Linked DNA regions of Homo sapiens: region 1 is linked to region 2. Evidence: chromatin loops called from intact Hi-C (ENCODE). Cell type or tissue: Panc1. All regions are shown on one strand. Links, peaks and the distances in the headings refer to the core of each region. The heading gives the core; the rest is flanking DNA.

The links. Hi-C counts contacts between places; a loop is a spot of excess contacts. Peaks named below come from ENCODE experiments on the same cell type or tissue, not always from the same donor. Only the 100,000 strongest peaks of a DNase experiment are listed, where the experiment ranks them.
Region 1: it touches region 2 in a loop (13-fold over the local background); 103 of 110 quality-filtered maps call a loop at or near these places.

What each region holds. Positions count from the first base shown.
Region 1 is chr15:52,728,871-52,741,710 of GRCh38, forward strand. No RefSeq gene overlaps it. Among named protein-coding and RNA genes, the nearest start is that of ONECUT1, 55 kb to the right of the region's middle. In Panc1, for the core only: CTCF peaks have their summits at 6,801 (motif pointing left) and 7,000; a DNase peak (open chromatin) is centred at 6,791.
Region 2 is chr15:52,252,073-52,262,708 of GRCh38, forward strand. It overlaps MYO5C (myosin VC), which reads right to left. Exons shown (of 41, transcript NM_018728.4): 10 at 8,790-9,055; 11 at 4,567-4,648; 12 at 1,245-1,385. Among named protein-coding and RNA genes, the nearest start is that of MIR1266, 20 kb to the right of the region's middle. RefSeq lists enhancers at 5,245-5,821, 8,128-8,703. In Panc1, for the core only: a CTCF peak has its summit at 4,412 (motif pointing right); a DNase peak (open chromatin) is centred at 4,419.

The DNA.
Region 1 (12,840 bases), core at 2,623-10,622, 480 kb after region 2:
TCAGGCCTGATTCCAGGGAGCCCTGGAGTAATGAAAAGACCTTTCATTATTGATCAGAAACACCCCTGAAAGGAAATGAAAATTGAAGGGATCAGATCAGTAATCCTAATTTATTTAGCAAGTTCTGATCTTCCTGAGAAACAAAAAAAATAATAGAAACTAAATTTATCTTGCACTGCCTCAAACCGGAAAGGAAAATACAGTCACCTGTTGTGACTCATTTGCAGTCTATTTTGTAATGGTTTCCAGATTCCTCTTCCAATTAAAAAGCAGGCCAGAAGAACCAAGATTGTTTAGTTAAGTCTGTTTGGTAATAGGTTTTAGACCGTAACTACATAAAGTCACTTACAATAAGGGATCAGAGTCTGTAAATGAATTCTGATTTTAAAAATTAGTGAGATTTCAGGGTTCTGCAATTAATTGGGTCATTTCATTTTGCTGAAGAAATAAAAAGGAATGAAGTGCAAAACAAATATTTAATGGTCATATAGCCACATGGTCATAATAATTTTATTATATTAGGATTTCTTTCTTTTCTCTCTCTCTTCTCTCTTTTTTTTTTTTTTGAGGTGGAGTCTCACTCTGTTGCCAGGCTGGAGTGCAGTGGCGTGATCTCAGCTCACTGCAACCTCTGCCTCCCGGGTTCAAGTGATTCTTGGGGTTTCATTTTTAAAAAGCTAATACATGAATCCCAGTCAGGAAGAAGAGGGACGATGAATAGTTAGGAAGCTGAAGGGGTAGAAAGAGGAGAATGGAGATGTAAAATGCAGAGACCGCAGCAGAGAGGAGTTGGCTTCCAAGGCTACCTTTTTTGAGGTGACTCAGAAATCTGGAAGTAGCCCTCCTCCCTTCCAGCCCCAAAGGGCTTCTTGAGGGGTTCCAACAAGCATTTGGAGTCTGGACAGCTATAAACTGTATATTACCCTGTCCCTGCCTTGCAACTAGGTGTATTCTATATCCATGATACAAGAGAAGCCCATTCTTCATTGACTGAGAGACTGCTAGGAGGTCAGGATTGTTCTTAGACCAGTTTGAACCCCAAAAACCTAAACTGAATTTGATTTAGATTCTTGAATAGGCTCCAGTTTCTGAAAGGATCACATAGCCTTGTAATCAGAATGCTGGTGGTTTCCGAAGCTGTTGCCTTTCTTTTTTAACCAAACTCACCACCTGCTTAAATTTAGCCTTCTTTTCTCTTTATGGAAGGGACAGTTATCTCCAAATGGGTCTAAACTCAAGTTACTTTCTAGCCCAGCAGTTGCTCAGCTGGTAGCTTGTGGGGATATATTTATTTAAGTGAAGTGTCTGCATCCTCTTCTGTTAATCAATTCTGGAAATCAACATCTCTCCACTCCTTCTTTTGGTGAGAGAAAAATCCACCCTCCCCAAATCTGCAAAGACTCTGCATAGCACACATGCTTCAACTTTTGTCCTCTTCTCACAGATGGCATGATCCATTTCCTGTTGACTTGGTTTGTCTCACGCACGTGCCATTAGATCTAATGACTAACGCATGCCACCTTCTGAAGAGAACCTAAATAACCTTCCTGTAATTCTAGTTCTTTTGTAATAGACCCAAATCTGGTTTCTCTTCCTGGTCTACTTAAGGCAAATGCTATGGAGGTAATTTTTCTATCCCCTTGCCAAAGGATGTGAGGGTAAGGTTAGCGACCCACTGCTGCACTGCACTTCTGCTTCAGAAGCAAAAGAAAGACAATAGCCAAAGGGTTACTGGAGAAGCATAATAAATAGTTTTCACTTATTACAGCTTTTATGGTCCAATTCTCCAAGGTGCATAAAACCAGCACATTGAGATAGGGCAAATGAGTCTAAGTGTTATATCGTGGCTTTCTTGTCTCATAGTACACCCCGGAGAATACCTGAAACCCTGCGTTAGCCAACACCAAGGTTAAAAATACCTCTCTCTCCTCTGGCTGGGGGAGAGAGCAGGTTTCACCTTGTCGAGGGACAGTGAAGGCCATAGCCGCACTTTCTTGACTAGGACATTCTCTTGCTGGAGACCTGCCTAAATACAAGTATAGCCCACCATAGAATTTCTCCCAGAAACATGGTCGGCTCCGTCTTGAGCTGTCATCATAACTTCAGAAGAGTTGGGAAGGGCTTTCTTCTAGCAAAAACTACCTCCTCTACCTTAATAGCTAGAGAGTCAGCCACCTGAAATTCTTTTCCTTTTTTCCTTTAAAAAAAAAAAAAAAAGACAGACTCTTGCTATATTGCCCAGGGTGGTCTCGAACTCCTGCTTTCAAGTGATCTTCCCGCCTAGTCCTTCCAAAGTCCTGGGATTACAGATGTGAGCCACCCTACTTGGCCAGCCACCTGAAATTCTATCAGTGACAGATTCCTTTAGCTGAAGTCATGTTCAAATGTAATCCTCCCAAGAATGGTAACATTATACATCAATGCATTAAACAAAACAACCTGTGCTTATTGAAAAAGTCATATGTGCACACGGTAAAACAAAATTCAAATAGTACAAAAGGGTATATAGCTGGGCACAGTGACTCATGCCTGTAATCCCAGCAGTTGGGGAGGCTGAGGCAGGAGGATCACTTGAAGCTAGGAGTTCAAGACCAGGGCAAAAAACAAGGCCCCTGACTCTACAAAAAAAAAAAAATTAGCTCAGCATGGTGGCATGTGCCTATGGTCCCAGCGACTCAGGAGGCTGAAGTGAGCTATGACTCCACCACTGTACTCCAGCCTGTACCGTGGAGTGAGACCCTGTCTCTAAAGAAAAAAAAAAAAAAAGAGTATACATTAAAATTGGTCTTCTTCTTCCCCAGTATCCTCAGTACCCCAGTTATTCCCCATCTCGCCAACCCCCATCCCCCAGCAATCACACTTAGCAGCCTTATCTGGGCTTCCCGAAATATTCTGTACATATTCAGGCATATGTATAATATATACCCCTTTATAGCCCTCCCTCTTTTTGCCTCCTTGCTTTTGCTCCAAGGGTAACTTAGCACTTGGAGAGGGATTTCATCCTTCCCAGCAGCTGCCCTGTGTTCCATGGTCACCACAACAGAGGGTAGAAGCTGGCCTGGCTTAAGGATGATTGAGAGGCTCAATATTTCCTTCAACAAACAAACAAAAAATGCCAAGGCCACCTTAAGGTGGCTTGCTTTAGTAAGAGATAAGCTCATAAAACAGTATTTATTCAATAAAACCTGGCAAAATATTTTAGGAGTAAGTTAAGTTTTGCCAAGAGAAGTGCTTATAAACTTTGAGAGCAAGGTAGACCTTCACATATCCAGGCTTCTTCTACCTGAATTTGTTGCTGCTACTCTTGCTTTTGTCCCTTATGGGTTTAGGGTGCAGGTAGAGACCAGGCAGAGCAGTTGTGAAAGTAGAAGGGGTTGGGCCTTGCCCAGAATGAGGAGTGAGATCAGGATAGCGTTGTAAGTCAAAAATAAAAACAGACAAATCCATTTCCCAAGAGAACACAAGGGAGTTTCCTGTAGAAGCCTGTAACATTCTGATTTCTATACAAAACATTTCATGTTTGTGACTTACTTGATTCTAAGGTTAGAGTTAAGTAGACTCCATTCATATAATGAATAAATAAGTAGGTTTTGTGTTTCATGAGATTAAGATAAATGTGGTCTAACTGAGAAGTACCAGTTTCATACATGTTTGATACTTTATATAACTTGTATAATGATCATTTATGTCACTCAGCTTTTCCGTGTGACACTTTCTCCATTTATAAGATACACTTAGCATTCTGTCAGTTTAGAAACGTTTACCTGAATCTCAAATTTTAGATCTAACTTCCAGGTTACAAAAAATTCAAAGAATAGAGAAAAAGCTGTATAACATCACTAAGAAGCCATTAGACACATCCAGGAGGCCTGGCATTTGGCAGGTCAGCTGATGCCATGTCAACAGTCAGTAGCATGACAGAAAGAGACTGTTAGAGATTGAGAGACTATAGGGACATTAAAAAACAGGTGCAATGTATCGTCTTGTATTGGATCTTAGTTTAGAGAAACCAAGTATAAAGGACATTTTTAGGACAATTTGGGAAATTTGAGTTTTAATTAGGAATTATATATTAAAGAATATAATTATTTTATTTAATTTTTTCCCCAGAAAATCCTTACGCAGAAAGGAATATAACCATACCATTTGGCTACATGTAAAAATGTTATTTTGACTCTAAAAAAAGTTTTATTTGCAAAAGATGTACCCTGAAGTTAAAAAAACAGTGTTTTTCCTCTCCTTGAACTTTGAGTTCTTGAAGGTTACCAGACCAGGATAAACATGGCTATGCTACATTTTCATTTTTGTGCTGGTTGCTCAGAAGCAAGTGTCATTACTGACAACTGGGATGGGGTGTGTGGAGAGGAAATTACAGCAAATCAAAATGTTTGCAGCCATACATGGCTGTGATTCTTGAGTTACCTCTTTGTGGGTGTTGAGTTCTTGTATTAAGTTTTGCACCATCAGCAGAGCAGGACATGTGTTATGTAAAGCCAGGGTTCTTGCATCACAGTATTCAAGCCCTCTTACCCAGATCCTATCACATTCAGCTGCAGATGTAGCAAGAAGTTCCAAAGCAGGAAAAAAAAAAAAAAAAAAAGCATGTCCCAGGACTACAACCTGCCCTCTGGGTCTCAGTATATTATGAATGAAAGTGAACAATAAAGACTCCCTGTTGGGTGGGAAGGCAGAGGGAAGTCACTTGAGGCTTCAGGGCCCTCCAAGCATAGAAACCTCAATCATGCCTGAGTCTCTCTTTTCTAAGAAGTCCTTTCTCAGGAGGAACCAGTGAGAAGAACCAACTATTATCGGTGCGCTCCAGCTTCCTGGGCTGGAAGATTTGGACTAGACCTTGAGGTTCCTATAGAGACAGCTGCCCTTAGTGGCCCCCAACCTGGGCCTGGACCTGAGAGTCAGGAACAGCTCCCATTGGAACTGCCTCTTTAAGCTCATTCCTGTCTGTCCTAATATCCCTCAAGCCTAGGTCCCAGGGAGCCCTGCTGGATTCTGGCTGATTCAGAAGGCCATGTCCTACACATCCTTCCAAGTGGCTGCTCTGCTGAGTGGGCTGGGAGGAGGTGCAGCCTGCTGGGCAGTGAGCGTTGACTGAGTATTTTGATAGCACTGGGGAGCTCTCTGAGCAGGCACCACCATGCCCATCTGTCCATTAGCAGTAGGCTATGGATTAGGAGTGGTAGAAAGGATATCTTTAAATAGATTTCTTTGTTTGTTTGTTTGGTTTGAGGCCTAGTGATTGAGGTCACTCTGGGAAAAGCTTCAGGAAGCTCTGGTCAGAAACTTTGGGTTTTACATTTCACAACAATTATCCTTCCACTGGGGAAAAGAAAAGGTTAGTTAGGTGGGGTAGAGAAATGAGGACCAGAAGTTCCCCGCCTAGGAAAATCAGAATATGAAACATTATTGAAATACATATTAATATTTCATATGTCTTAGTCATGGCTGGGAGGGTTCAGCCTAATTGGCAAACTCAGCTTTATCAGGGAATCCTTGGTATCTGCTGCTGAAATGCAACTCAGATCCTTGTCACCTTTGAGCCTGTCCTTCACAGATAAAAGACATGAGTTTGGAATGGGTTTCTGCACTGTGGAAGGGGGAATAGACTTACTCAACGTCTTGGCTTTAAGTCCTAGCTCTGGTACTTGTTAATCTTGGTATTTTAAATAAGTCTCTTGGCAGGCACGGTGGCTTATGCTTGTAATCCAGCACTTTAGGAGGCCAAGGTGGGAGATCCCTTGAGCCTGGGAGTTGGAGACTAGCCTGGGCAACTTAGTGAGACCATTTCTACAAAAAACTTTAAAATCAGTTGGGCGTGGTGGTGCACACCTGTAGTCCCAGCTAACTCGAGAGGATAGCTTGAGTCCAGAAGGTCAAGGTTGCAGTGAGCTATGATCACACCACTGCACTCCAGCCTGGGTGACCAAACAAACAAACAAACAGAAAAAAACAACAAAAACAAGTTTCTTGACCTCCCCGGGGCTCAGCAACTAACAGATAACTGAGATAACTGTGGTCAGGTATAGGCTCGGGCAACTGCACATGGTGAGCAGATTTTGGGTTTGTGAGAGAAGACAGAAGAGAATTGAGTGGAGCTCCTCCCAGGCCCGCAACAAAAAATTATAAATTTGGAGGCTGGGCATGGTGGCACACACCTGTATTCCTAGCTACCTGGGAGGCTTAGGCAGGAGGATTGCTTGTGCTCAGTAGTTTGAGGTTGCAGAGAGCTGTGATCACACCACTGCATTCCAGCCTGGGTGACAGAGCAAGATCGTCTCCAAATACATACATAGATATGTACACAAATACATAATTTGGCTATAGTTTTATTTTTAAAATATGTTTTAAATGATGGAACTTCCTATACTAGCATATAATTTATAATTTCTTTGTAATTCATTTTTTTGAAAGTGTGAAACATTTGCAAGTCACCCTTTATTCTTCTTTCACCAGTGTGGTATTAATCACCCAGTGATTACCCAGAAGTAATGCTTAGGGCTCCTTCCTGATGCCCCAGGCTAGGGGAAAGCGTAGGGGATAGGGTGGGGATGGGGTAGGGGCAGGTAATTTTGCCTCCAAGCCTTACATCACTGTTTACAAGTTCATTCCTCCCTGCCTCATCATGTAAATCCCCATAAAAATGGCATCTCCCTATAGTGACTGTCCATCAAATAATGACTTTGTCACCTTCTGCTCCTGTGTTCTGGATATCTCATTGTTTTACCTCCCTCTCTTTATGCTCCCTTTTCCCCTGGGTTTTGCTGATGGTAAACTGGTCAAGTGCTGCCACCTACTGGCCAAAATGTATATTACTAAAGAGCTGTGGTCTGGAAAAGGTTAAGGCCCAAGGTGCCTGTGTTACAAATGACTGGATTGCGGCTTTTCACATAATTTTGTTAGCAACCTATCAGCAAAGAAAGAGTTCACAACTGTGCTTTCAGGGAAAAACGAATTTTGACATAGTTGTTTAATGAGTGTTAAAACTTTTTATGTTGAAATAGTTTTAGATTTACAGAAAAGTTGTACAAATGGTACAAGAAGTTCTGCTTGGCCTTTACTCAGGGTTCCCTAATATTAACATTCCTAAGAGTAACTGCAGGACAATAATTGAAACCAGGAAATGGACATTTGTACAATACCGTTAATTACTCCACAGATATAATTTGAAGTTTGCCAGCTTTCTCACTAATGCTCTTTTTCTTGTCCAGGATCCAATGATTCATTATCTTCTATTATATTTATTTGTCTTGTCTCCTGGACTCCTCTAATCTGTGATAGCTCCTCCATCTTTCTTGACCTTCACACTTTATTTTTTTTATTTTTTATTTTTATTTTTGAGACAGGGTCACCCAGGCTGGAGTGCAGTGGCGCGACCATCAGGGCTCACTGCAGCCTCGACCTCCTGGGGTCAGGAACTCCTCCCACCTCAGCCTCGTGAGTAGCTGGGACCACAGGTGCGTGCCACCACACCTAGTGATATGGTTTGGTTCTGTGTCCCCACCCAAATCTCATCTCAAATTGTAATCCCCATAATCCCCAAGTGTTGAGAGAGGGACCGGGTGGGAGGTGATTGGATCACGGGGATGGTTTCCCCCATGCTGTTCTCGGGATAGTGAGTGAGTTCTTACAAGATCTGATGGTTTTATAAGGCAGTTTTCCCTTGCTGGCTCTCCCCTGCCTGCCACCATGTAAGATGTGTTTGCTTCCCGTTCTGCCATGATTGTAAGTTTCCTGAGGCCTCCCTAGCATTGGGGAACTGTGAGTCAATTAAACCTCCTTTGTTTATAAATTACTCAGTCTCGGGTACTATCTTTACAGCAGTGTGAGAATGGACTAACACACCTGGCTAATATATATATATATATATATATATATATATACATATATATATTACATATAAAACCCTGTCCCCACTATATATAGTATATATAGTGTGTATATATATATAGTATATACATAGTGTATATATATACAATATATATAAAACCCTATCCCCACTACATATATAGGTTTTTTTTTTTTATGTTGCCCAGGCTGGTTTTGAACTCCTGGGTTCAAGCCATCTGCCTGTCTCGGCCTCCCAAAGTGCTGGGATTACAGGATTACAGGTGTGAGCCACTGCACCCGACGACCTTCACATTTTTGAAGAGTAATGGTCAATTATCTTGTAAAATGTCCCTCAGTTTGTCCGCTATTTTCTCATGATTAGGTTGAGGTAATCTGTCTTTGTCGAGAATACTGCCATGTTCTTAGTGCATCATATGAGGGGATGCATGATGTTGATACGTCTTATTTATTAGTAGTGATGCTAACTTTCATCTCTTGGTTAAGAAGGGGGGAACTGTCAAGTTCCTCCTGGTTAAATTGCTATTTTTCCTTCACAATTAATAAGTATTGCAGGAAAATGCTTTGAGATTATGCAAATATCCTATATCTTACCATACTTTACCTATTGACTTTAGAATTTCTAGATGGTTCTTGCCTGCAGCAATTATTAATGCGGTATTCGTTTGCATAGTTGTGATTACCTATTTTCATCTTTTCATCTCTCCTACATTTTAAAATAGGAATTCTACTATAAGGAAGAACTGTCCCTTTCCCCCATTTATGTATCTATTCAATTATATAATTAGCTCAGTATGGACTCATGCATATTTTATTCTGTGGACTATAATCCAGTACTATCATTATTTATTTTGTTGTTCAAATTATCCAAGCTTAGGCTTTGGGAGCTCTTTCAAGCTAGCTTCTGTGCCCTTTGACATGCCCCATAATTTTTAAAAAACAGCTTTCTGGAGGTATAATTGACAAATACAAATTGTGCTAATTTACACTGTATAACTTGATATATATATATCAGCTTTCTCAGGAACCTCACAGAGCACACCATGTTATTCTCAGTGTGTGAACTCAGAAAAGGGCACATGAAATCATCTTCCCTGAGCACAGTGACTCAGTTACTACCCAATTATCACAAGTACCCAACCCAGGACCTCAGGACCTTGGCATTTTACCCTGTGGAGAAATAGACTTGGCATGACAAAAGTAACAATTATGAAGAAGTTACAAAGGTTTAAAAAAAAACTTTGAGAGTGGGTGCGGTGGCTTATGCCTGTAATCCCAGCACTCTGGGAGGCCAAGGTGGGCGGATCACTTGTGGTTAGGAGTTTGAGGCCAGCCTGGCCAATATAGTGAACCCCCGTCTCTACTAAAAATATACAAATTAGCTGAGTGTGGTGGTGCACGCCTGTAATCCCAGCTACTCAGAAGGCTGAGGCAGGAGAATTGGTTGAACCCAGGAGGCAGAGCTTGCAGTGAGCTGAGATTACGCCACTGCACTCCAGCCTGGGGTGACAGAACAAGGCTCTGTTTCAAAAAAAATGATTTTGAGTTCTGAAGCTTTCTGAACCACTAACATGTATGGCTGCTGGCTTCCTTGCTGAGAGGGCATGTGAACATCAGCTTGGTGCTTTCATCCTTGGGCAGGGAGGAATGGCAGAGAAGAAGCTCTGAAAAGCATCTCCTCTACAAAGGCGATGAGAACAATGGCAAAAATGGTCAAAGTCAACTTTTTCAGAACTCTGGAAATTATCCAAAGGCTTGCAACAATTGAAGGAATGTTTAAGAAAAACAGCCTGAATCTCAGTAAGAACAGCAGGTTTGTGACATTTTTGTCAGGCCTCTGAGCCCAAGCTAAGCCATCATATCCCCTGTGACCTGCACGTACCTGCACGTACCTGCATGTACACATCCAGATCGCCAGTTCCTGCCTTAACTGATGACATTCCTCCACAAAAGAAGTGAAAATGGCCTGTTCCTGCCTTAACTGATGACATTGTCTTGTGAAATTCCTTCTCCTGGCTCATCCTGGCTCAAAAGCTCCCCAACTGAGTACCTTGTGACCCCCACTCTGCCCACCAGAGAACAACCCCCCTTTGACTGTAATTTTCCTTTACCTACCCAAATCCTATAAAATGGCCCCACCCCATCTCCCTTCGCTGACTCTCTCTTCGGACTCAGCCCGCCTGCACCCAGGTGAAATAAACAGCCATGTTGCTCACACAAAACCTGTTTGGTGGTCTCTTCATGCTGACGCAAGTGAAATTTGGTGCCATGACTCGGATCAGGGGACCTCCCTTGGGAGATCAATCCCCTGTCCTCCTGCTCTTTGCTCCGTGAGAAAGATCCACCTACAACCTCAGGTCCTCAGATCGACCAGCCCAAGAAACATCTCACCAATTTCAAATCCGGTAAGCGGCCTCTTTTTACTCTCTTCTCCAACCTCCCTCACTATCCCTCAACCTCTTTCTCCTTTCAATCTTGGTGCCACACTTCAATCTCTCCCTTCTCTTAATTTCAATTCCTTTCATTTTCTGGTAGAGACAAAGGAGACAGGTTTTATCCGTGGACCCAAAACTCTGGCACCGGTCACAGACCAGGCAAGGCAGCCTTCCCTTGGTGTTTAATCATTGCAGGGACGCCTCTCTGATTATTAATCCAGGTTTCAGAGGTGTCAGACCATGCAGGGACGCCTGCCTTGGTCTTTCACCCTTAGCGGCAAGTCCCGCTTTTCAAGGGGAGGGGCAAGTACCCCAACCTTCTCTCCGTGTCTCTACCCCTTCTCTGCCTTTCTGGGGGGCAAGAAACCCCCAACCCCTTCTCCTTCACCTTTAGCGGCAAGTCCCATTTTTCTGGGGGAGGGGCAAGTATGCCAACCTTGTATCTCTGCCCCTCGATTGCTTATTTCCACACCCCGACCTCTTATATCTCTGCACCCCGATCCCTTATTTCCGCGCCCCAACCTCTTATATCTCTGTGCCCCGATCCCTTATTTCCACACCCCGGTCTCGTATCTCTGTGCCCCGACCACTTTCCCACTTTTCTGGAGGGTAAGAACCCCCGAACCCCTTCCCTCCATGTCTCTACTCTCTCTTTTCTCTGGGCTTGCTTCTTTCACTATGGGCAACCTTCCACCCTCCATTCCTCCTTCTTCTCTCTTAGCCTGTGTTCTTAAGAACTTAAAACCTCTTCAACTCTCACCTGACCTAAAATCTAAGCGTCTTTTCTTCTGCATTGCCGCTTGACCCCAATACAAACTTGACAGTAGTTCCAAATAGCCAGAAAACGGCACTTTCAATTTTTCCATCCTGCAAGATCTAAATAATTCTTGTCATAAAATTGGCAAATGGTCTGAGGTGCCTGACGTCCAGGCATTCTTTTACACATCGGTCCCTTCCTAGTCTCTGTGCCCAATGCAACTCATCCCAAATCTTCCTTCTTTCCCTCCCGCCTATCCCCTCAGTCCCAACCCCAAGCGTCGCTGAGTCTTTCTAATCTTCCTTTTCTACAGACCCATCTGACCTCTCCCCACCTCCCCAGGCTGCTCCTCGCCAGGCGGAGCTAGGTCCCAATTCTTCCTCAGCCTCCACTCCTCCACCCTATAATCCTTTTATCACCTCCCCTCCTCACACCTGGTCCGGTTTACAGTTTCATTCCATGAGTAGTCCTCCCCCACCTGCCCAGCAATTTCTTCTTAAAAAGGTGGCTGAAGCTAAAGGCATAGTCAAGGTTAATACTCCTTTTTCTTTATCCGACCTCTCCCAAATCAGTTAGCGTTTAGACTCTTTTTCATCAAATATAAAAAACCCAGCCCAGTTCATGGCTCATTCGTCAGCAACCCTGAGACGCTTTACAGCCCTACACCCTAAAAGGTCAAAAGGCCGTCTTATTCTCAATATACATTTTATTACCCAATCTGCTCCCGACATTAAATAAAACTCCTTCTGGCCCTCAAACCCCACAACAGGATTTAATTCACTCGCCTTCAAGGTGTACAATAATAGAAAAAAGTTGCAATTCCTTGCCTCCACTGTGAGACAAACCCCAGACACATCTCCAGCACACAAGAACTTCCAAACACCTGAACCGCAGTGGCCAGGTGTTCCTCCAGAACCTCCTCCCCCAGGAGCTTGCTACAAGTGCCAGAAATCTGACCACCAGGCCAAGGAATGCCTGCAGCCCAGGATTCCTCCTAAGCCGTGTCCCGTCTGTGCGGGACCCCACTGGAAATCAGACTGTTCAACTCACCTGGTGGCCACTCCCAGAGCCCCTGGAACTCTGGCCCAGGGCTCTCTGACTGACTCCTTCTCGGCTTAGCGCCTGAAGACTGACACTGCCCGATCGCCTCAGAAGCCCTGTAGACCATCACGGACACCGAACTTTAAGTAACTCTCACAGTGGAGGGTAAGTCCATCCCCTTCTTGATCAATACAGAGGCTACCCACTCCACATTACCTTCTTTTCAAGGGCCTGTTTCCCTTGTCTCCATAACTGTTCTGGGTATTGACAGCCAGGCTTCTAAACCTCTTAAAACTCCCCAACTCTGGTGCCAACTTAGACAATACTCTTTTATGCACTCTTTTTTAGTTATCCCCACCTGCCGAGTTCCCTTATTAGGCCGAGATATTTTAACCAAATTATCTGCTTCCCTGACTATTCCTGGACTACAGCCACATCTCATTGCTGCCCTTCTCCCCAACCCAAAGCCTCCTTCGTGTCTTCCTCTGGTATCCCCCTACCCTAACCCACAAGTATAGGACATCTCTACTCCTTCCCTGGCAACCAATCACATGCCCATTACCACCCCATTAAAACCTAATCACCCTTACCCCGCTCAACGCCAATATCCCATCCCACAGCATGCTTTAAAAGGATTAAAGCCTGTTATCACTTGCCTGCTACAGCATGGGCTTCTAAAACTTATAAACTCTCCTTACAATTCCCCCATTTTACCTGTCCAAAAACCAGACAAGTCTTACAGATTAG
Region 2 (10,636 bases), core at 1,040-9,039:
TGTGGGGTATTTGATGTGATATTTTAATGGATACATCAAAGTCTCTTTAGAAGAACAAAACTTTAAAAAGAAATGGTCACACAATGACTTTAGAATGAAGAATTTTATTTCTATAAAATAGGCAGTATTTTATTTCTTCCCAAAGAAATCTAAAGGTTCAGGAAAAAATAGTGTGGGTTCCATTACACGAACATGACCTTTATTCACGGGTGAATGGGAAAAGACTGGCACCTGAATAGAGAGTCCTCCCCTTCCCCTGCCTCAGGAAAATAGTTTTTCTTATTTTACTTCCTAATTAACTCACTCCTTGAAATAAGGGCATACCTCCTTGTACTAAGCTAGTTGCGAAATTTGATCTTGATACATGTGATTTTTTTTTTTTTGAGATGGAAACCCCATCTCTACTAAAAATACAAAAATTGGCCGGGCGCAGTGGCTCATGCCTGTAATCCCAGCACTTTGGGAGGCCGAGGCAGGCGGATCACGAGGTCAGGAGATCCAGACCATCCTGGCTAACATGGTGAAACCCCGTCTCTACCAAAAATACAAAAAATTAGCTGGGCATGGTGGTGTGCGCCTATAATTCCAGCTACTCCGGAGGCTGGAACAGGAGAATCACTTGAACTCAGGAAGCGGAGGTTGCAGTGAGCCGAGATGGCACCACTGCACTCCAGCCTGGGTGATAGAGCAAGACTCCGTCTCAAAAAAAAAAAAAATCCTTTAACCCCGAAACCTTATTAATCCTCACTTTGGGATTATTTGTTCTTGTGGCCCCATGAGAGACACTGCCAGGCTGGCCTACTTCAGAGTTTCCCAGAGGGAAATGGTAAGAAGAAAACTCTAGAAAGCTCTTCTGGTGAATCATACGATGTTGATTTTTCTTGATGACTCACAAGAATCAGGATGTAAAAGAAAACTCAATTCTTATTAGTCACCGACAACTTGAGTGGAGTCACTTGCTGTTTTCATGCATGTTTCTACATACACTTTGGGACAGCCTCCATGCTGGAAGTCAGGTAAAAGAGGTGGTGCAGCTCCCCAAGCGTGGTCTACACAGGCTGAGGGCAAAAGGCCCAGTGGGCCCTCTGGGGTCCCTGCTGTGGATGCTGTCCCAGCATTAATATCCATCCAACCAACTGGATAAACATCAGGACTTCACAAGCACACTTCAAAAAAACTGCTTTGCAAAATGCTCATCTGTTACTACTTAAAAGCTGAAAAAAACAATTATTCTTAAAAGTTACCAAACATTCTTCATCCAGTAACTCCAGAATTCCCATTTTTGCTTCAATCAGGTCAATAACTGGTTGATTGTCATAAAAATCTATCAGCGTCCAAGGTATATCTTCCTTCATGTATTCTTCTTGTTCCAGTTTGAAGACATGCTGGGAATCCAAAGTTAATACAGAAAGTAAAACAGAATATTAAAATACGTTTCCAAAGAGCAGGATGTAAGCATTTGGAAAATGTAAATGGTTGATCTGTAATATTTATGTTTAAAAAGAAGGACCCTGAAGTATAGACAAGGCCCATACCGTGATCAATACCGCCGAGTTCCTAAAGCGAGTCTAGCTGTCATCCTCCCACCTAGTCTGAGTGGGTCTCTACCTCCTAGGACATGGCTTGGGCCAGCCTGTGTCACCACCAGCACCACATGGTACTCAGTGTGGTCCTACAGCCCCTTCCTGCTAGCAGCTATCCAAGGACAGATCCAGCCTCTTTGGCCTAATGCAGCCTGGCTGGGTGGAGCCAGCTACCTGAGAATGCTAGCTGCGGGGCCGGTGGGAGAAGCCCACTGCTTAGAGATCTTCGTGCACTACTCACTTGGGCTGTAAGGGTATCAGGGAGGCTTCCCAGAGGATGTACTCAGGCTTACCATGGAGGATGAAAGAAAGTTTGGCTGGCAGGTGGTGAGGTGGGGTAGGGTGGGGTGGGGTGGGGCATCAAGAAAACCCTCCTATGGAGGAATCCCAGTGGGAACCACATGAAAGCTCAATGGGTGCTTGAGAAACGCACCTCAAGCAGGTTAGAAATTACAGGAGGACAGCAGCAATGTGGTGGCAAAGAATGGTACAGTCAAATCACCTGAGACCTTCACACCCTCCTTAGAGAATTCTGGGCCTATGGCCTTTTTCTAGGAGCAGTGAGGACCCGCTGGAGGGCGGAGGGGTTATGATGAGACCTGGAGGATGGCTCAGAGGAGGGAAGAACCGGAGGCAGTGAGACCAATGAGGACTCAGCCCGATGCTCTTGATGGCTGGGACTCAGGGAGGAGGAAGAGGAGCGAAGAGGTCAGGATGAATGTCAGGCTCAGGACATGGGGTCCATGGCGTGACTTGACCACAGAAAGTCACGTGGAGGGTAAGCGGGCTGAGAGGAGAAGGTGGCACCGGCACTTCTACACTTGCTACTGCTGAGCTCCCTGGGGGCATCAGGTGCAAGGCCCAGTGGCAGCCAGAAGAGGGGGACTGGAGATCAGGAGAGTCCTACCCAAAGCTTTCTGTGCTGACAATTGAAGATACTACCCCTCCTGGGAGGATCTACACATTGATGGATGACTCAGAAAAAGGAGAAGAGGAAAAAGGAAGAGAAGGAGGAGGAAGTGGAAGAGGAAGAAGAACAGGAGAGGAGAACAAAAGCAAAAAAAAAAAAATAGAATTACAGCCTCTGATTTGTGATTTTTGGCAAGACATCTGGTATAAGTGTCACTTTGAGGTTAAGGTGGACATGTTGGGGAGCAGCACGCCATTGCAGCCAGGGAACAGGGTAGCAGCCACAGAGAGTTTGACTTCAGGTGAGTTATACTGAATATGCACTTGGAATAAACCTCAGCTGTAGTTATTAATGTTAAACTTCCAGGAGAGCCTTGCAAATGCTAAAGAAATGAAATTTACAATGGAATGAAATTTAATGGTTATACATGAATTAATTCTGGGCCAAAAAAAAAAAAAGAAACTTCTACTGAGTAGGATTCAATGTTAGGTCTTCTCACAATATTAGACAGTTATTATTGACTCTTTTTAAATTGATACATAATAGTTGTACATAGTTTTGTGGTACATGTGATATTCTGACACATACATACAATGTGTAATGATGACTCATTTTTAAAACAAGGAAACAGAGGCTCAGAGAACCCAAGGTCCCAGAGGGAGGTGGTAGAGCTGAGATTCAAACCCAATTTAGTTTGAGCCAAAGCCCACACTCTCCAAGACGTCATGCTATGTTTTCCTCAGGGGTTCTGAGGGAGCATAAGACTGGACACTAACAAAGGTATAACCTTTCCTTGGAGTAACTGTTAGGGTATTAAAGTGTGATTTCTATTATGAACTGGAATCACCATTCTTCCCATAAACATGTAGCCAAAGTTTAGAATGTAAGCTAAAGGGAAAATGTGAGTTAGTAAAGCATTTTAGCTTTCATGGCTTTTCAGAAACAGAGCCAAATATAAATGTTAAGGAGGCAATTATAAAAAAAATATGAGAGTAGTTTCATGGTAGGGCCAATGTAGAAAGATGTTCAATCAACTTTTAATTTCATTGACTTCTGTTAGGAGCAGAAAGGCGTCAGTACTGTTGGGAATTCAAAAGTGAATTCAATAAAGTTCTTGCATCTAGGGAACTGATTTAAGAGGTTGAAATTGTATTCAATACACATAGCAATAATAAATGCCCAAACAGCCACAAGTAGCATTTACTCAACATTTTTTAAATTGTTTTATTCATCTTTCTACCTCAGCACTTAACTTGGTACCTGGTATACACAGTATACACTCAAAAACGTCTTTTGAATAAACAAATCTTCCCAGTGGAAAAAAAAAATTGGAATCCATCTCCTGTCTGTTTCCATGGGATGATACATTTGATCTTATTGTTAGTTAGGAAGGTACCATATATGTCTTGTTCTAAATTAAGGTTGGAGAAACTCATTCCCATAATCCATTGGCCATCTGCTGTTTAGTGCTGCATGTGCCGAGATAAGCACTGGGCTGAGAGAGACAAAGAATGCCAGTCCTGGCCTCTCCAGGTGACCAAGTCTATTTGGAAACTTGCATGCAAATGATGATAATTCCATGTGACAGGCCTGCGATAAGGAAGCACATAGGAAGAGGCCAGGAGGTATCGCAGGAGGCTCTCAGGGAAGCTGGATCTCAAAACACAAGCTGGAGTTGGCCACGTGAAGATAAAGCAATGGGGAAATAACAGGAGCACGTGGGTTAAGGCAGAGAAAGCAGCAAGTGCAAAGACAGAGAGGCTCGAAAGAAAGTGGAGGCCTCAGGCAACCAACTAAATAGTTTTGTCTGGCTGCACAGAGGGTCTGTATCCAAGAAGGGCAGTGAGGCTCACACATTGGCAGGTGATTCAAAAAAGATGAAATAGATGAGAGGGTGTGATTTCAAGATTTGGCCACAAGGTGGTGCAGTGACCCAGCGTGAGGCTCCTTGCATAAAAATTTGCAACCTCAAGAAAGAAGAATGCCTCTTTCCACGAACACACACACACACACACACACACACGCGCGCGCGCGCGGCTGAGAACTAGTCAAGAAGGCAGAAAGGTCACCTACCATGTTAAACTGTTGTTGCAGTTTTTCATTAGCGTAATTGATGCAAAATTGTTCAAAGCTGTTCACATCAAAGGTTTCAAAACTGAAATACAATTTAAACAAGTTAAAATATAACCTGAAGCAAGACATATGCATTTGTTTATAGATATTTTTTGACACTTAAAAGCTTAAACGTTTGCTATGTCTTCTACAAGTTTTAAATACCCCTCAAAGCTTCTGGTTTTAATGATATCCTAGTAGTCAGTTTATAAATAACCCTTTTCCTGGTTGTCCCCCGGAAGAAATCTGGTAGGTATAAAACACCTACCTCAAGCCAGGCATTAAAATAAGCATGTCACCATATGGTGTAGTCCGCACAACAACAGTGATATTGGCAATTATTATTCTGACTTTATAGGTCAGAAAATAAGCCCGAGAGGTTAAGAAACTTGCCAAAGGTCACACAGCTTGTGTCAGAACTTAGCTGCGAAGCTGCCTGACTGTGATGCCTGTGCCTCCAATGAGAAGGCAATGTGGTTTCCTATTCTCTCCTTGTCTGTTGAGGGGAGGAGCAGCACAACTGCAGCACAATTTTGCCTCCCTAAGGGGTGCTTTCATAGCTCCTAGAGGAAAAGGGCAAAGTCATTTCATATCCTACAGCCCAGCACACCCCATCAGGGACGAGACAGACATGGCTGGCTTCCATATTCAGACTTTCATCAGCTGCCTCTGCAGTTGCCTTGGAGTTGCAAGCTCAAGAACTGAGAGGAGCCCTTGGGGAGGCAGCTGCTACTCAGCTCCTGCCGGATGTAGCCATGGATGAATGCGGCCCAGGATGTTAGATTAATTGATTCTTAAGAAAAGTCAGAAAACTGGGACTTTTAAGTGAATAATCCCACTCTGCAAAACGTGGGCCGAACAAAACAGAGGCACCAAATTTACCACCTGGCCAGATGAGCTCCTGCTGGAAGGCAGCTTGCTGAGCACTTTTAAGGTGTCAGCATTTATGCACGTCACCTCCTATAACCCTAACACAGCCCTATGTGAAGGGCTCCTGTGACTCCACTGTCACACACGAGGGTCAGAGAAGGAGTGACCATGGTGAGGACCAACAGCCAGCAAGTGGTGCCAGAAATGCAATTCGACCCCAGTGCTTGGTGCCTCCAAAGCTTTGTTCTTAATCGCTCTAATCCTGAGAGGTTCCTGCCGGCTCCTATCACAGGTCCCCTGGGAGTCTCACTTGACTGAGCTGGTTTGGCTCAATCTGGAATTCCTGGGCAGGGTAAGAACCTGGACTGTCCTCTAGACAGCTCCAGGGTGATTCATAGCAGCTCTGACAGCCCCATTCCACACGCAGCCTTGGTGGCTCAGAGATTCGGAGGCTGGTCTGCTCATGGAAGCAAGGCCAGGGCTGGGCCTGGGGGAAGATTAAAAAGGGTCTCACTGAGCTCTGCAGCTCACAGCTGGGGCCAAGGGCAGGGCTTTCTAGAACCTGGCAAAATGTCAAACATCAATGCATTATTTTGGGGCACAAAAATCTGAAGTTTAGGACCCATGGAAAGACCTAGATCTGTGACTTAAAATGCTAGAGGCACATTGGCTATGAAAACACTTCACACTGGAACCATGCTTATGGTTTTCAAGGTACCTGCATAATTTCTTCCATCATATGTTCAAAATCACCCTGCAAGAGAGGCCCCATCTTGTAGATGCAGAAACTAAGGCTTGGAGAGGTTCTGTGACTTTCTTGAGGTCACGTAACTGGTATGCTACGGAGCTCATTCCCAGGGGTCTGACCCCCAGACCCAGGTTTTTCCAACTCTGGGTCCAAAGAACATAAATACACGACAGGCTGGGGAGTCACCAGCCTTCATTCACTCTCAGCTTAGACCTTGAAGCTCACAGCTTCAGCTTTACTGGCTTTCAAAGATGCTAAGTCTTCCTTTGAGGCTTCCTTATTTCCAAGTCAAAAAGAGCTTTCTCAAAAGTTGCAGGTATGCCTAGGCGAGGGTTAGCCTAGAAGCGAGGCTGCTGGAGGGGGCGGGAAAGGCTTGGCCCCAGGCTGCAGCCCTGCTGCCTAGAGGAAAGCTGATTTTTTTGGAGGCGTATCATGAACTCAAGGGTGGCAGCAAACAGGCTATTGTTAGAATTTTTGAGAGGAATCTTAAAATAATTTACTCTAACAAGTCTTTGTGTATTTATAAATACTCTTGTCTCAGGTTTTTCCACATAGCTGAAAAATTCAAATTCCTTATTACAGTGGTTCTGGATCCTGCCTGGGGGCCACCGTCCAGCTCACTACTCCTTGCACATGGCTGCCCTTGCTCTGTCCCCACCCTCTGCTAACCTCCAGCACACCTTCCTCCCTTCCCAGGACTCATCCTAACCTCTACTGCCGGCCTGCTGCCCTCACCAGTCTCAGTCCCACGGTGGCAGGAGCCGTACATCTATGCTGTTCAACCACTGCCTCCAACACAGTGCCTGGGACATAAACATCTGTTAGATAAAAATATGAAATAATGGCTGGGTGCAGTGGCTCACGCCTGTAATCCCAGCACTTTGGGAGGCCGAGATGGACAGATCACAAGGTCAGGAGATCGAGACCATCCTGGCTAATACGGTGAAACCCAGTCTCTACTAAAAATAAAAAAAATCAGCCGGGCGTAGTGGCAGGTGCCTGTAGTCCCAGCTACCCAGGAGGCTGAGACAGGAGAATCGCTTGAACCTGGGAGGCAGAGGTTGCAGTGAGCCGAGATGGTGCCACTGCACTCCAGCCTGGGCAACAGAGCAAGACTCCGTCTCAAAAAAAAAAAAAAGAAAAAAAAGAAAGAAATAATATACTGTTAAAATAAAGGACTGTCATTTAAAAATACATCTTAAAAACACCCAAAAGAACAGGGAATAACAGAATAATTACGTATTTCCACCACAATGAAACAGGACTATTTTTAATGAGGACTATCCATTTTTAAAAGTTCACTTAAGCTTTTAACTGGCTGCTCAAACACTTTCTGGGAAGAAGACAAGGTAAATAATTGACTAGGCTATCCCAGTAATGTATTAAGCATTTTATAACTGTTGACACGTACTATTAATTGGGAGCCATATGTATTAACTTAGGATCTAAATTAAACAAAGCAGCTCCCTTGACTGTCTCCCATTTGACAGCTATGGGAAAAGCTGCCTCTCCACCTGGGTGCAAGTCCAACAGCGTGGTGTGGCCCTGTCCCCCTCCTCCCCAGGAGGCAGCAGCAGGGCCGTGAAGGCCAGAGCTCAGCTCTCCCCTTTGCATGGGGAATGGGGTTGAGCTGCTTTTTGCCATGGTGTGGGGAAGATCCCCCAATCCAGGTGGAACACTCCAGGATGCCTTTCATGGGTCAATCTTCCCCTTCTCCTGTTAAGAAACCAGGGTGGGTCCCAGGAGAGGGGCAAGGGCTGGGCACTGGGGCCAGCTGCTAGAAAAGCCTGAAGGATAACAATCTCCACAGAGCCCTCCATGCCAGCTTCCACTCTGGTTACTCCATAGCTGTTTCAGCACGAGCTGAGCCCGGGGTTTAGAAAAGGAGGACCAGGCAGAGAGAATGAAAAAGAACCCAACTCCAGGGTGGGATGAAGGGTAAGACCTCCTGGAGGAGGGCTGGGGAAAATCCAAGACCTTCTCACCCAAGAACGGAAAAGGATTGGGGTAGGGGGGTGGTTGATCAGAGACCTGGGTTCAGTCCACCTCTGGCCGCTGGGCTTGGGCAAGGTGCAAGCCTAGGTGACTTGTCATCCCCTGTGATTCGAATGGGAAGGGACCTTGGGGCTCCACACCTCAGGGGCCTTTGGTGGGAAAAGCAAAAGCAGGAGCCTCACAACTGTGCTGGGTTCTCCCACCAGCGGAGCAATTGTGACGAAGTTATTGAGTCTTTCTAAGCCTTGGTTGTTGCAGCTCTACAACGGGGATAGTTATAAGGTTGTTTAAGAAATTAAGTGAGAAAGCCCATGGAAGCCAAGCAGCCTCAGAGCTGGCACACAGTAAGCTCTTGACATTGGTCATTCCTAATTCAGCATCTCTTTAATGCACTTTGAATAAATGGCACCATAGCCCAGGAGAGTGTACTTAGCATCTATAGGGGCAAAAGCAGAGAATGTTATCTTTCTAATCATGTGAAATACAAAAGAACCAGAACAAAATGATCTAAAAACCATGCGGCTCTCAACATTTAAAGGAGGAAAGACAGGCTCACTGAAGAGAATCTTACCCATAAATGTCCAAAACACCAATAAAAGTGTGCTGCTTGCCTGAAAACTGCAACGCTTGGTTAATTCTCTCCACAATGAAGTCGAACAGGTGAGCATAGATCTTTTTGGCCAGTGCATCCCTGGCGTTGACAGCCTGAGGCCTGGTCATGGGTTTTACCACCGTCTCAGAGCTTGTGACGATTTTGCGATTGCACAGCCACTGAGCAACTCTGCCACTCTCCAGGCCCAGGAGCTCACAGAACACCTTCAGGTGACTGTCATCCTCCTTCAAAAACAAGCACAAGCCCCGTCAGGTGGCCCAGCCATCCAAAGACACACAATCCCACCCGGCCAAGGCCCCCGTGCCCACACTCAGGCCTGTGCAAGAGCTGAGTAGTAGCTGGCACAAGGACGCCCAGCCTCAGGAGGTGGAGATAGACCTGGGAGTAGAGCAAGGGGGCTACAGCAGCACGGGTCCTGCACCTGGCCCTTGGCAGACCACCCCTGCAGCAATGCCAGGGAGTCCAGGGCTGCGTCCCACGCTGATTTTTCATTTTAACCAAAGAATGTCAGCGGTGACTAAGGCCATAGAGGCCACCCTCTCTAGACCCTGCCCTGTTCCTGTGGATGTGGATGCAGCCCTCTCTCTTCCCTTTGAACCATCCTGGGCCACTTGTCAGAGTGTGCACTCACCCTGCCCCACCTCGTGTGGCCAGGGGTTTGCCTGGATGGTTGGTCCAGGAGGTACCCAGGTGTTGCTGCCAGGCAGAAGCTGGTGGGAGTCCCATGGCTGAGCTAGTGCCTCAGCTGACACGAGGGCTGGGGTGGGACTTTTCCTGAATACACAAAGTGAAATCTTGCTTCTCCCCCAAGCCAGGGCATGAGAGCTGCCCCGCTGGTCAGCAGATGAAAAAAGGGAAGAGGTGCTCCCATTTCCCTTCAGCCAGTGTGGACAAAGGGCTCCTGTCCTCAGGCAAGGATGTGACTCCCAGCTCCTCTCTCAGGCAGGAGAACTCCCAAGGCAGGCTCCCCTGCCGGCACCATTCCAGCCCACCAGGAAATCTACATGATTGCACTAAAAAGCCTCAGGACACAGTGTAGGAAGCCATGGAAACAGTCCTGCCCCTCCCTGCGCTCTACCCACACCCCCTGCTGACCAATATCACAGTAACACAGAGCTGGCTTTGACGTGCCTGACCTTATAAGGGAAGGGACTGGCAGTGGCATTTGGTTTCCTTCCTTCTAAGAAAGAATGAAACCTTCTGAGTCAAAAACAATTCAGCTGCAGGTGCTGCTATGGGAAAAAAATGCAAAGGGGCGGCAGCTTTTCAAAAAGTCAGATGGCTTTGTCCAAATTTAACGTGTCCAACATTTCAAGTTCCTGATACAAATGGGTGGAGATGGATCCCAAATCTAGGACCAATAATTATAGGACTGGGAATTTTCTACAAATATTCTTAGAAGCCTTTCCAAAGGATTTTCAGTCAATCAATTTTAATTCCTCCTCCAAAATGCTACCTTAATAAGAAGCTTCACGGGAGAGGGCTCAGTGTGATGGCATTTGTTGGGTAGAAATCACATTTTTAATCTATGGGGGTTTGGGGAAAAAAGGGCAGAAGCCCAGCTTCTCTGAGGTAACTGAGCAAGGCAACAGAGGGGGATCTGCCACTTCAGACACACCACACTCTCCCCCAGGCCTCTCGTCACCTCTCTCCCTGCTTTCCCACTTGGGGAATTGACTCATTCTGGGAGGTCTGGACACTGCAGGCAGGATGGGATGGACGCTGAGGTGAAAGCTGGAGGAGAGGAAGGAGAATTACTTCCTGGTCATGGCAAAAGGCCTAAAACGCTAAGCCCAGGAGCTCAT